Regions from separate parts of the Homo sapiens genome. Here region 2 is linked to region 1. Evidence: chromatin contacts called from ENCODE Hi-C data. All regions are on one chromosome and are shown on one strand. Each heading gives the region's core, a stretch centred on a gene start or an enhancer-like site at or near the end of the contact. The rest is flanking DNA. Distances are from core to core; before and after follow the strand shown. Region 1 has its middle 31 kb from the start of LINC00703. Region 2 overlaps LOC105376367 (a long non-coding RNA gene).

Evidence for each region. Hi-C counts contacts between places; a loop is a spot of excess contacts on that map. Pooled maps may share reads with other maps.
Region 2: a loop to region 1 is called in a pooled map, with 2.1 times the contacts of the local background. The contact joins two enhancer-like sites. A Hi-C loop is called at or near these places in 2 of 168 maps with a recorded cell type or tissue (PC-9 and aorta) and 9 of 50 pooled maps.

The regions. Positions count from the first base shown.
Region 1 is chr10:4,350,191-4,356,976 of GRCh38, forward strand. No RefSeq gene overlaps it. Among named protein-coding and RNA genes, the nearest start is that of LINC00703, 31 kb to the right of the region's middle. RefSeq lists a silencer at 1,467-1,761 and an enhancer at 2,832-4,031. Within about 2 kb of position 3,866, at least 9 of the 41 ENCODE cell types and tissues checked have a DNase peak (open chromatin) inside an H3K27ac peak, as active enhancers do.
Region 2 is chr10:3,945,277-3,951,643 of GRCh38, forward strand. LOC105376367 (a long non-coding RNA gene) reads left to right here. Exons shown (of 3, transcript XR_930585.3): 2 at 868-1,077; 3 at 3,233-4,081. Among named protein-coding and RNA genes, the nearest start is that of LINC02660, 36 kb to the left of the region's middle. Within about 2 kb of position 3,800, at least 3 of the 41 ENCODE cell types and tissues checked have a DNase peak (open chromatin) inside an H3K27ac peak, as active enhancers do.

The DNA of each region.
Region 1 (6,786 bases), core at 2,616-5,115:
ATATATACCACCTTTTCTTTTTTCCCTTGTTGATTGATGGGCATTATCCTGTAATATATTTTAACAGACATAATCCCTAAGTTTTTATCACTTTTCCCAAACTTCTAGTGATTTATGATTACTCACTTTAATAATTCCCAAAGAGAGAGCTTGTGATTAAAAAATCAAATACTGGATTACAAATTGTGGTTGAAAGAATATTTAGGTACAAATTTAGGACTTGAAAATTGTTTTAGTTTTGTCATTAGCTAAGTTGCATGGTCTTCGAAGACGAATTTCGCTTTTCTAGACTTTGTTTTTATCTGCAAAGGAAGGTTTGAAACAGGTGAACTTCAATTATTCATTTAGTTGTAAATATTCATGATATGTGATTGCTCAAGACTGCAATCAACTGTGAGAGGTGGTAACTCCCAGGGCTTTAGCTAGGGTATATCACAGATACTTCCCTGATTTCTAGTGCCAGACACCAGGTAACTACTCACTCATTTTCCATTCACTCCGGAAAAATGGCAGAACCATATTTCTTAGGGTTTCTTGCAGTTAAATGGTAATGTGACATATATCTACCCTATAAAATGAGAACTGAAGTGGCACTCGCCATTTTCAGGCATAAAACTCTGTCATGTACAATTCCCAATGCTATCTTCTTCTTCACCACCTTCATGCACAGGAGCATGGCAGCCTTGGAAGTGTTGAAGCTGGTGGAACCATAGGATGTAAGGACCCAGGTCTCTGAGTCACTTCCTTAAAAAGAGCCATCCATTGACTAGGAACACCAATTTCTGCACATTCTTTGAACGATAAATAGACCTCCATCACCTTGGAATGAGAAACAGACCTCATTTTTTTTCCGAGCCATTGTATAGTTGAATGGATGCTTGTCATAGCAACTGACATTACCCTGGCTATTGGATTCTACTTCCAAAAAACTGCATGGATTAGGCTTGACTCAATTAAAATGACTTCAAGTCAGTCAGCCAGATAACAAGATATATGGAAATCTACATATTTCACTCACACAATGCTAAATAACTTGTTTGGCAATTTTATCCTTGTTGGAGTTAATGGTTGAACCTGAAAATGGTTGATTTTCTTATTAGTTCCTGGTTTGGTTTCTCTATCTTAATCTTGTGTTTTGAGGCTGTCATGTAACTACCACATAAATTATCTCTGAACATACGTTTTTGTATCAGTTTGTTTTATTAACATATCCCCTTAGTTCACTATTCAGAAAGCTGTCCCTTGGCCTGTGTCTTAGAGACAGCCTGAGATTTGATTTGCATCCTTGCATTTTAGTGCCTTTGCACAGTCAGAGAAGAAATAAAATCAATTCAAGCTTTGGAGGTACAGAACATGCTACCCCAAAATATGCCACTTTGGCATAAGGATTCTTTTGGGCTAAAGACAATTGAGAATATGCTAATACAAGAAAATCTTTCAAACCCTTCCCATATGCCTAAGGCAGGGCATCATTTGTAAAGGTGTCTCCCTTTCTCTCTACCCAGAAGGACAGGAGTTAATCACCGAAAAAACTCTAGCCCCTTATCATCCTGTAGGGTCCACAGAAGTTGACCTAACAAACCTCACTCACTAGCCCTTGCCTTGTAGCCTCATATGTTTACTATCTCCCAGTTTGCTGCTCTGGAAACTAAATGTCCGTTTTCTTTCTCTTGCCATCACTGTAATAATTAATTGTTCTTTTGTTAAGATGCTATAGAAGCCCAAGTTCAAACCACCCAGTAGAGTGACTCATCACTGGGTTTTCTTATGTGTATGTAGGATGTGAGTGTTAGTAAACTCCTGATTGTTTTTGTCTTGTTAATCTATGTTTTATCAGTCTAGTTTGCAGGGTCTCAATCAGTGAACTTAAGATTGGCGTAAGAAAAATACATTTTTTCCTCTGCTACAATGTCTTCGGGAGGAGGCACATTATTCTGCCTACCACATACAGCTACCCTATAAGGCTGAGTGGTTGTTTCTAATTCATGTAGTCATCAATTTATCCACACAATAAATATTCACTAAGCACATGCTCTCTTTCAGGCACTGTGCAGACTCTGGGCTTAGAGAGCTGAGCAAGACAGTGGAGTCCCTCTGGAGACCCAGAGACAAGAGGAAAGCAAAGACCAGCTATGAAAGCACATCCAAAGGCCTGAGCATTCCCAGGGATGATCTGCAGAGGACCTGGACATGGTTGATGCAAATCTTGGTGGACACTATAGGATGTGTTAGGTTCAGGCCCACAGGACAGGATCAGAGTTCACAGCACAAAGACCCTGTTCTCTGCCAGGGTCTGAGCACTTTCAGGGAACACTTCCCAGAGTTTTCCACTCACAGAGCCTGGTGAGTAGCTTTGCTAAACATCAAGAAATCATCCTGGGGATTGAATTAAAAGGTTGGCAAGCCGAGAAGTCTTGGGATCCTCTGGACTAGGATACCCCTTTCAAGAGGGGAGATAAGTTATCAGGCTTTCAGGCTCTTGATAAATGTCTTACAGATGGGTGATTATGAAATGGCTGTGTTGTCACTTTACAGACCTGCGTTCCTGCCGAATGCACACAGACTTGGATCCTCTGAAAGTCTGTTGAGGTTAGCACTACCTCCCGCGTAGATGCTCTTTAACACAGTGTGACTATTGCAGGTCTTGCAGGTCGGCTGCCTCTGGGGAGGGGTAAAATGTGCTTCGTGCCAATCACTAAGTGGTGTTCAGGAGGAAAAGAGCTGGAGGAAAAGCAGAGGAAAGGACAAGTTATGATGGAGAAGCATTTTTCTTGGCAACAGCCCTTCCTTCCTCAGTGTGGCTGGTGCCTCCTCACCTTCTCACCTCCTCACCTTTCACAAAAGATTCTCAGCTCCCTTCTTCCTCTTATCTTTTCTTTTTTTCCCGCCGGCTGTTTAGAGTGAGAAAAATATCTGGAAGAGACAATGCTTTGATAAGAAATGATTAAATTCCACTGTGATTGGGGGCATCACGACCACTGCCGAGTTCCATATCTCAGAACACAATAGCCCAGCAGGGACATCCGCGTGGACTGCGTTGCCTCTGCCCAGCCATGGAGCAAAGGTCTCTCATTTCTCCTCTCACTTCAGACCTGCTGCAGCGCTCACACTGTCCTCCTATAATAATGCCAGAGAGAAAGAAAAGCCCTTCGACTCATGTCCCTGGCTAGGGCTGAGATTTCTAGGAGGAGGTAGGGAGGATCGGGGAAAGATATGAATTCTCTTTAGATAAGTGGCTGATTGAAAAATGTAAAAGGATGCTTCTCGGGTCTGGTACTTATGATATCACCAGCATCCATCTGTGTTTGTTAAGCATCTCTCCAACCACTGGGATGTTTGCAGGTTTATGTCATACTCTTCCAGGAAAATATTTAATACATGGACAAATTAGGAGCCAGTGTTAGAAACAAAAATAGATAAACTGTTAAATAAGGGTTGTGGTTCTCTCAGAAGGTGCTAGTAGGAGACTCTGCTTTTAATGTCTACTTCTATAAACAGATCCTAGTTGCTTTGCTGCTATACAAAAAGCAAACCTTTTATAATCCTGTTTTCAGTTTTTTCAATATTAGTATTCACTATGAAGTCTCATTTACTTTATCATTTACAGAGTGACACTTAATCACAAAATCTAGTCAGAGATTTCAAAGAAAACACGGGGAAAAACCCATCAATATGCTGATATATTAATGGTTTACTAGCTAGTTACTATAAATAAAACTCCAACATACGCTACCAACTATCCCTTTCTCTCACCTCTTGTTCCTCCTTCTTCTTCTTGATTTTCATTTTTGTTCCTGAATAGGCAAGGTTACACACAATTTATTTAAAGGACATTTACTCTCAACCTAACGTCTTCACTACCACCAGCCTGTAAAACACTGGCACCTGGACAACATAATATTTTCATTGCTGAGTCATTTCCTCTGGTAAATTTTATCTAAAAGGATAGAAAACAGCATAAACACCATAACTGGTAAAGGTGTAATTTCCAGATTCTGTGGACAATGTGAATCTACTTTGTTTACATTTTCTAATCAAAACAACCTGTAACCTCCAACAAAAGCATTGTGTTTAACAGGAGTTCTCAAATTCTTTAGGAGAAAGTACAGTGCAAACAAAGGGAATCTGGATTCTTTTAAATACAAAGCTGTCCATCACAGGGAAAGGTGCTTGAACCTGGAAAGTATATTTCAAATATAACACGAGTGACTGATTTAGAACTGAAAATGCATTTTCTGTGATTAGAATGGATGTATTATTTGAAGTATAAGCCCAGCTCTTGTGGACGAAACATAGCAGCACAGAACACAACCTGCCTGGGGACTGAGTCAGCTTTGCCGGGAGCATAAAACATTTAATGGCCCATAAAACTGACCTCAGCTTTTCTTTCTTTCACCAGAAATACAGGTGGAAATGAGCAGCTCTATGTTATGACAAATCAGTCGACGAGTATCTATTCTCCACCTCCTTGGTGTCTGGCGCTGTGTGAGGCACAGGCAGCGTAAGGGTGAATAAGGTACAAAGAACCCTGCTGTCACTGAGCTGTTAGCTGAGAAGGTAGAGAGGACATGAAGCCAATCATTACAAGGCATCCCAAAAGATAAATGAACAAGTGGCATGGAGTTGTGGCCACGCTTGTGGAGTATGAGCTCAGGCTATTCCCCTTCAAATACTGATTCAAGACGACAGGAGATGATCTTGAGCAGGATGCAGAAGTTTCTGAGCCTGAATTTCCCTAATTGTAAAATGGGAGAATTTCTAGTAGCTCCCTGAAAGCACTGAATGAGAAGTAAATGTATTAATACTTGTAAATTGTGCCCACAGTATGCCAGGCAGCTGATAGAATTCATATGCCTTAGTAAAGGTGATTTTTACAATATTTGTTCCTGTTTTGTACGCTTTACATTTAAGTCCCTGTTATGAATTGTACACTATCCAAGCAAAATGCATTTTTAAATTCTCACCAACATGCATACTTTCTCTGTCTAATGAAGTAATTTGTAAGATAATAGCGCTGTCTTTGTGTCCTATTACATTCTTATTCCAACTCTTTCATGATACAGGATGGAAAACAAAATAAAATGAAATCGTTTATTACCTCCACTTTCCAAGCAAGAACTGAACGTCAGGAAGAGCCCATCTCTTGGGTTACAATCCAACCCTTTTCTCAAGATGTTTTTCAGGGAACCCAAATTAAAACAGCAACTTTTTTCTCTTTTTTGTTAATGATTCATATTACACATTTATTCAAGGAACAAGAAGCAAAAATTCAAGGAATACCAGGTGGCATTCTATTTAAGTGAGTCAGCAATTATAACTAATATTTATTGGGAGTTTACTCAACGTCATTCACAATTCTTAAGAACCTTAAATGATTCCTTCTCTGATAAGGGCTACAAAGAAGTCAGATTCTGTATGTGTGTTGTGGCTTCTGACTATCTCAGTTCAGCTCTCAGTACATTCATCTGGGGAAAGTTTCCCAACAACCATTGAGGAAGATTTCATTACTATCCTCATTTTAGTGACCAGGCCATTGAAATGAAGTGAGGTCAGCACTATACTCCCCGTAACTGAGAGAGACCTCAAATCTAGGTTTTCAATTCCTATACCCTACAAACGTTTGAAGTATCAACTCTATGAACGTGGATCATGAAGAATTAAGTCCATTTTATTAACTTGACTTATATTTCACAATCGAAAAAGTGGCCACAGTTATTTTGGTGACTTTCTGTGTATCTGTGTGTGAGATGCCAAGTTCACCAAACACTAGAACTGCCTTAAACACTAACAGGAAGGCCAAAATAATTTGCCTCTCTTACTCTAGTTCACAAATTTTACCAAGCTAACCACTTAGTAAAAACAAGTTTCTAGTCTTTATTTTGATGTAGCTCTTTGAGTATGGGTTGGCTACATATTTGAGGACATGCAATTTTCTTTTTCATTGAATTAGACTGTCAATTCCAGTAAACTTTGCTTTGGGGATAAGAGGAGAGGTTAAATTCCATGTAAAGGAAATTAGATGGAACTGAGGAAACCCTTTAACTTGGAAACAGAAGAAACACTGCTACTACAATGAAAAAATAAACCATAGCTGAAAATGTATGCATGAAGGGATTATGAGTAAATCATATACATCTGTGTTTAACCAGAAGGAAAAAAGGTCAGCCTTGTACCATGTGTTCAAACCAACCATTTGTGGAAATTTCATTATTTTAATTTATTTTCAGTATTGGCTAAATGTGACAATGCATTTTATTTTGGGCTGTGTCTGAAAACACAAATTGGTTCAACTATATTTGTCTCAAAAATTGGCCGATTCCCCTCTGCATATCATCTTTTGGGCTCAAAATTATTGGAGGGAAATATGCAGTACATTATTCTCTTTCTTCAGTGACTCAACACTCTTCCATCCAGCAATAACCCTCATGGACTCTACTCTCACTTCTCATTGCCTTTATCTTGTTGGCTCAAAATACATATTTACATGGACTCTATTCATTCTCTAATTCATTAGATGTTGGCATTGCTTTCACAGAATTTGTTATTTTGTGGAGTACTTGGGCTTGGTATCCACCCTTGTTCTTGGGTCAGTGGATCCTCGACCATCTCTTTCATGGGCCACCATAATTAGTGATTGAGAAGCAAGGATTTGGACATTTTTTAATGATAAGTGGTTGGTCACTGGAGTTAACAAAAGTTGGGAAAAAGTTGAACAATCTTTTAGGTACATCAAAGCATTTACTGAAAACCAGCAATTCACATTTTTATGATGAAAGAAGAAACATG
Region 2 (6,367 bases), core at 2,550-5,049, 400 kb before region 1:
AGAGCCTGGAAAGAAGTGAGTGTGGGAGGAACATTTTCTCAAAGCGGCCTCTGGTGTTTAGAATGGAAGGAATTTTGGATTCCCCTCTGTCGTCATCCAGCTAAAAATTTTGAAGACTTTTTTTTTTTTTTTTTTGAGATGGAGTCTTGCTCTTGTTGCCCAGGCTGGAGTGCAATGGCACAATCTCGGCTCACCACAACCTCCACCTCCCCGGTTCAAGCGATTCTCCTGCCTCAGTCCCCTGAGTAGCTGGGATTACAGGCATGCACCACCACACCCAGCTAATTTTGTATTTTTAGTAGAGACAGGGGTTCTCCATGTTGATCAGGCTGGTCTCGAACTCCCGACCTCAGGCGATCCGCCCGCCTCGGTCTCTCAAAGTGCTGGGATTACAGGCATGAGCCACCGCGCCCGGCCCACTGAAGACATTTTAATTGTGCATTCATTCACTCAGCAGACATTTATTGAGTTCTAAATATTCTGCTAAGCCTTAAAAATCCGTTAATGAGAGAGCCTTCACCTCTGGTTAACAGACATTGCCAGTTAAACAGACGCTATCAGCCTTGTCCCCCAGCCAGTAGTCAAAGCTGTTGTTAACAACAGTTGCCATCACAACTGATTTTAAAGTTAAACATTCCATCCATTTCTCTAGATATCAAAGGCACACCGTAATAAACTCATCTAGATGCTGCTGTATGGACGGTCACTTTTGCTAACTGATTGAGTTTCGCAGAAGCCCTTGTGTGCTACTGTCACAGCCTTGACTGGCAATTTGTGTGAATACCTGACTCTGAGTCACAGGACGGAACGGATGGATATGTGGTTTTCATCTGACAATTTATTTTTGTGGTGGTTCACTCACTACAGGGCTTTTCAACTGGTGCATAATTTAGGTTAAAGTTTCTGAGCAGCTCTGGACTGCAAAAGGGCCTCCCTTCACTGAGCAGATGTATATGACCCCGTGCTTCTCCGATTCATACCAAACTTCAGAGAAACTCCGGGAAAGGTTCCTTCTGTATTTATGGATGAGAATTATGTGAAGCCTCTACAACCATCGTAGTTCATATCTCCAGAGAGGTAAAGGAATGCTAACAGAACAAGTCACTGAAAAGGGAGACTTGGCCAGTGACAATCAGGCTTCTCAGCTTCCACAGTGGCTGCAAACCAGTTTGAGCAGATTTCTGTTTGGCCCTTTCTCGGTAGGCTCTACCTCATGAACACCAACCTTTGCATCTGGCACGCTCCTTTTTCAAAGGCATGTCATAGCGGTAAAATAATTTAGTTGCAAAGTAGAGTTCTAAAATAGAATACAGTAGAATTTAATAGATTAAGACATTGTGGAATATATTATAATTGAATAGTAGGGATAAAATAGAAAATATCGGAGACTGTGTCTTGCAACATGAGTAAGAGGAGTTTGATGAAATTAGGTGGGAAATCAAAATTCTAGCCAATTGAGGACCAGGGTGGGGTTTAAAGGGAGCAGTCGCTGTCTATACAAATTTCTTATTCCTGTTTTATATAGAAACTGGGAGATTTTCCCCCCTCTCTTCCTTTCTTCTTTTATCTTTTCTTCCTTCATTTCTTTCATTTTTAAACTTTCATTCTTTTTTCTGTTCTTTTTATCCATCCCCCCCCTCCCTTTCCCTCCCTCCTTGCTTTTTTTCTTTCCTTCCTTCCTTTTTCTCTTTTCTTTTTCTTTCTTTCTTTCTTTCTTTCCTTCCTTCCTTATTTCTTTTCTTTCTTTCTTTTCTTCTTTCTTTCCCTCCCTCCCTCTCTCCTTCCTTCCTTTCTTCCTTCCCTAGCTCCCTCCCTCTTTCTTTCTCTTTCTTTCTTTTTCTCTCTCTCTCTCTCTCTCTTCCTCCACCTCTCTCTTTCTCTTTTAATGAGTCACAGAAAAAAAATCTTTTTAATCTTCTTTTTCCTTTTGTGCTGTGATTTTTAACACCCAATTCTAAGAAAGCTCTGTAATCTTTAGGAATTAGGGATACAGCTTCCAGTAAACTTTCTTTCATTTAGTTACAAATAATTCAATTATAAACCTCAAAGTTTCTGGTTTCTCCGTGTTAGACTCTACTACCTTTGCAGACCACTAAGCCTTTGTTTTAAAAGTCATTTTACAGCTATATCCCCTCTCCCAAAAATAAAATAAAAATTTATTTTTACAAGTCTAATAATAAGTGTTTGAATCAAATTCACTGACCTGCAAAGCAAACTAGAATAAGAACTGAATTTAAAATTCAGAGAAAAGAAGCAGTGGTGTATCAGAGAAAAGGATAGAGATACGTTAGAACAAAAGCAGACAGTTCTTGTCCTTATGGAGTTTACAGTCAAGAAGGAAAAGCACACGAAGTGAAGAACTGGAAAGACAAATGTGCTGGTACTGATGGGGGAGGCTGCACATAAATGGGGCAGGGAATGTCGGGGGAAAACTCTCTGACTTTTCCTCTTATGGTTGCGTAAACCTAAAACTTCTCTAAAGCATAAAATCAGCCAGGCATGGTGGCTAATGCCTATAATACCAGCACTTTGGGAGGCCAAGGCGGGCGGATCACTTGAGCCCAGGAGTTCAAGACCAGCCTAAGCAATATGGTGAAACCCTGTCTCTACAAAAAATACAAAAATTAGCCAGGTGTGGTGGCATGAGCCTGTAGCCCCAGTTACTTGGGAGTGTGAGGCAGGATGATCGCTTGAGAGGTGGAGGTGGAAGTTGCAATGAGCTATGATCAGACCACTGTACTCCAGCCTGGGGACAGAGCCAGACACTGTCTTAATAAAATAAAATAAAATAAATAAAAAGAATAAAATCTATTAAAATGAAAACAAACAAAAAATAGCAACAGCAAAAAAAAAAATGTAAAACTATAATCATGAAAGAAACATAGAGAGGAGCCAGAAAGGGGTGTATTTTGGTGACCTGACCTAATTTTTTCTGTGGAAGCTCGGATCTAAATGAAGAGTTAGTGTTGGCCAGGCAAATGGCTCAATGTTCTGGACACAGGCAAGGTCATGCCCAGAGCCCAGCGGTAGGAGAGGATGGGGCTTGGCACGTTGGAGGATGACCAGGGGGCCAGTCCGGTGGGATGTGGAGAGGGTGGAAGGGAGGCTGAGGGAGGTGGCACTAAATTGGGGCTAACAGCGATGGGCGATTATCAGAGATTTTTAAGAAGGTAAATGCTCTAATAACATTGACTTTTTTAAAACAGTTTGCCCCACTGTGTTTTATTTACAGAGGTATAATTTGCAGTGAAGTGCACAAATCAGTGAAATTTTACGTATGCAACCTTTATCACTCACCACCCAAACCAGAGTGGTGTCTTCCCAACACCCCAGGGCCTCTAGTCCTTTTCCAGCGTTGCCTGAAGACACAAACTACTGATGGCTGCATCCACATGACTGACTTCAAACACAGCACGCTGCAGGAGAAAAGCCGGATACGCGCGTGGAAAGTGGGTGGCTCCACCACCCTGCTGTTCAGGTTTTCTTTCTGAAAGTTCTTTTGGCTTTATTATGGAATAGAGGTTACAGAAAGGCAAAAGCTTTGGCCGTAGCGGGTGGGAAGATCTTCCTTACCCTGGAGGAGGAAGTAGGGTCTCCGTAATGTATGTGTGGTACTCAGGGCTCCCGGCAGCCCGAAGCCAGAGTGTGTCCTCACCCTGCCCCGGGTCAGCCCTGTGACCTGGAGGGAGCAACTGAAAAGCTCTGGGCCTCGGATTCCTCATCTGTGAAATGGGGATGCTAACAGTGCTACCTCCTCTGGTTGGTTTGTGGCAGAGGACACATGAGGCAACCTGTGTAAAATGCTTGGAGGGTGGCCAGTGTGGTTACCATGGAGATTGACTGGTACCGTCTTCCACATCCTGTGTTGACTAAGCGCGCACACCAGAATACAGTTCCAAACGATTATCAAACATGAATACAATTCAGAAAATAAACATGCAGCAAAACTTGCCATAAAGATTGCATGAAACTATCACTTTAAGAAAAATACATTAAAAATTACCTTAAATACCGAAAAGTACTTTTGTAAGTAAGGATCAGTCCAATAAATTTAACCTGTATTTGAATCAGTGTAAAACAACTTGGTTTATAATTTTGTCTTCATCGAGTGGGGGTGACTTTTGTAGCTTCTGTCACTGCTGCCTGGAGTATAGAATTAAACACCTTTTTGCAGAAAAAGCCTCCAGCTGTTTTTTTTTTTTTTTTTTTTTTTTTTACTCTCAGATAATATGGGGTGATTTTTAAAAGACCTGAGACACACAAAATGCTACCTTTTGTAATGCTTTAGGAGGAGGTCTTCAGAAAGTATGAACCAAACGCAAAATAAAAGATTTTTTTTTTTAAACGTTATAAGCACTGCACACGGATGAACTCTGCCAGGCTGGTGGGATTCTTTCTGATTAGATGACTGAATTTTATTTTTGGATTTTCCCCTTTTGCTGTATCCTTTTTATTTCTTAAAAAAGGAAAAAGGGTTAGCTGCCTGCTAGTGCACAGTTCTGCCTTTTACAGAGAAATCTGAAATCCAGGCCAGGGAGAAAAAGATGCTTTTATCCCTCCAGTGTTCGCAGCGTGAAGCATTTGGCGTTCACTCTGCAGCCCTCCTGAAACCAGATCTTCAGTGACCCGGGGCTCAGCCTGGGTGGTGCTGAACAGTGACCCGGGGCTCAGCGTGGGTGGTGCTGAACCCTGGCAGTGGTGTTGGTGGGATCTGTTCAGGAGACCGTGCTGTCTTCTACATTTACCTTTCAGTCTGGTCCTGCAGGGTCCTTTTCCGCCTTCGCTTTTTAGCTCTTAGGGGAAGGGTCCCCTGAAGCTTTCACAAATCCCAGCGGGGCTGCTGATTGGGTCTGAAACAAGATCAAGAAATTCAGGTAGCAAGAAAAGATCGGAGAGGCAGCCAGGGAGAGGCAAAAGGTGGACACTTTTCCTTTCATTGACTTTGAAAGTAGCTTTCTGTGCTTATATTTTGAGAATATAAGAACACAATAGGGAGTATAAACTTTTATAAATGAAAGGAATGAAATCACAGGTATTGCAGGTGAGCTATTAAATCTAGATAGGGAGCACCCCAATATCTGACTCTCTCTGAAACCCCAGGGTGATAGGCCCTGTACAGGAGGGGAGTGAGGCTGTTTATTGGAAAATTCCCATTGAGGACATGTGAACACAAAGAAGGGGATGATACCCACTGGGGCCTATTCGAGGGTGGAGGCATGAGGAGGGTGAAGATTGAAAACCTACCTCTCGGATACTATGCTAATTGTGTGGGCAACACGGTTATGTGTACACTAAACCCCCTCGATACACAATGAGCCCATATAACAAACTTGCACAGGTACCCCTTGAACCTAAAATAAAAGTTGGAAAGAAAGAAAAAAGAAAACACCCAGCAGACCATGTGAGGACATCTACAGCACGTGTCGCATGCCCTTCACTTCAGCCTGTGTTGTGTCGTCCCATCCAGGCAGCATGTACATGCTGGGGGGTTGGAGGGGGGTCCTGGGCCCTGCCCACCATCCCTGCAGCAGCTCACCAGGCCCTTGCTGCCAACTGTGTTCCAGTTTGCTGGCTGCACCTTGGAGAGGCCTGCTGGGGTGGCTGGGGTAGGAGGAGGGCGGCCGATGTCCTTCGGGTGAGGTGGGTGCTCTTACCATATCCCAGGGAAGTTTGCTTTTGCTAAAAGGATTTCTTTCTCTTCACCAGCCTTGACTTTTATTGCAAATGCAGCCCCAACATCAACCCTTTAAAAAAATGTCTCTGGGGTAGGTGCGTGCCAAGCCTCAAGAAAGGAAGTGGTGTTTGCCTGGCCCCCAAATGGGAGGTGAGGGGTGCAGCAGTGAAGGTGCCGCGAAAACCCTCCTCCACCACCGAGTTCAAAGGATTAGTTTGGAGATGGCCACCTCTGATGCCCTAGTCACGCTATGAATTATTATCCTATCTCATTTTAAAAAAAAAATTAAATGTATTAAGCATTATACGTAGTTCAGGTACAATGCTACACACTCAATATACTAACTTTGAATAAGTCTCATTCCTGACGCAGCTCACATTTCAGTAAAGTAGAAACATAAGTAAGCAGAGATTTATAATGAATTGTGATAGATGCTAATACATTCATGAAACAATACAGCCACCAAGCAGGACTTAAACATCTATTGTTTTTTTATGTGAGAGGAGTTCCAAGCACTAAGACTAATTGTATTATTAACTTCAACTAATAGTACCCGGTGAACACATTCAATGTCTCCTCCAGTATCTTGTGTTCTTAAATGGAATATTCTTAGCTTTTAGAGTATGTGGTTTAAAATCCTGGGTCAACCACCTACTAGTTTTTAAAACTTAGCCAAGTTACTTGAACTCTGTG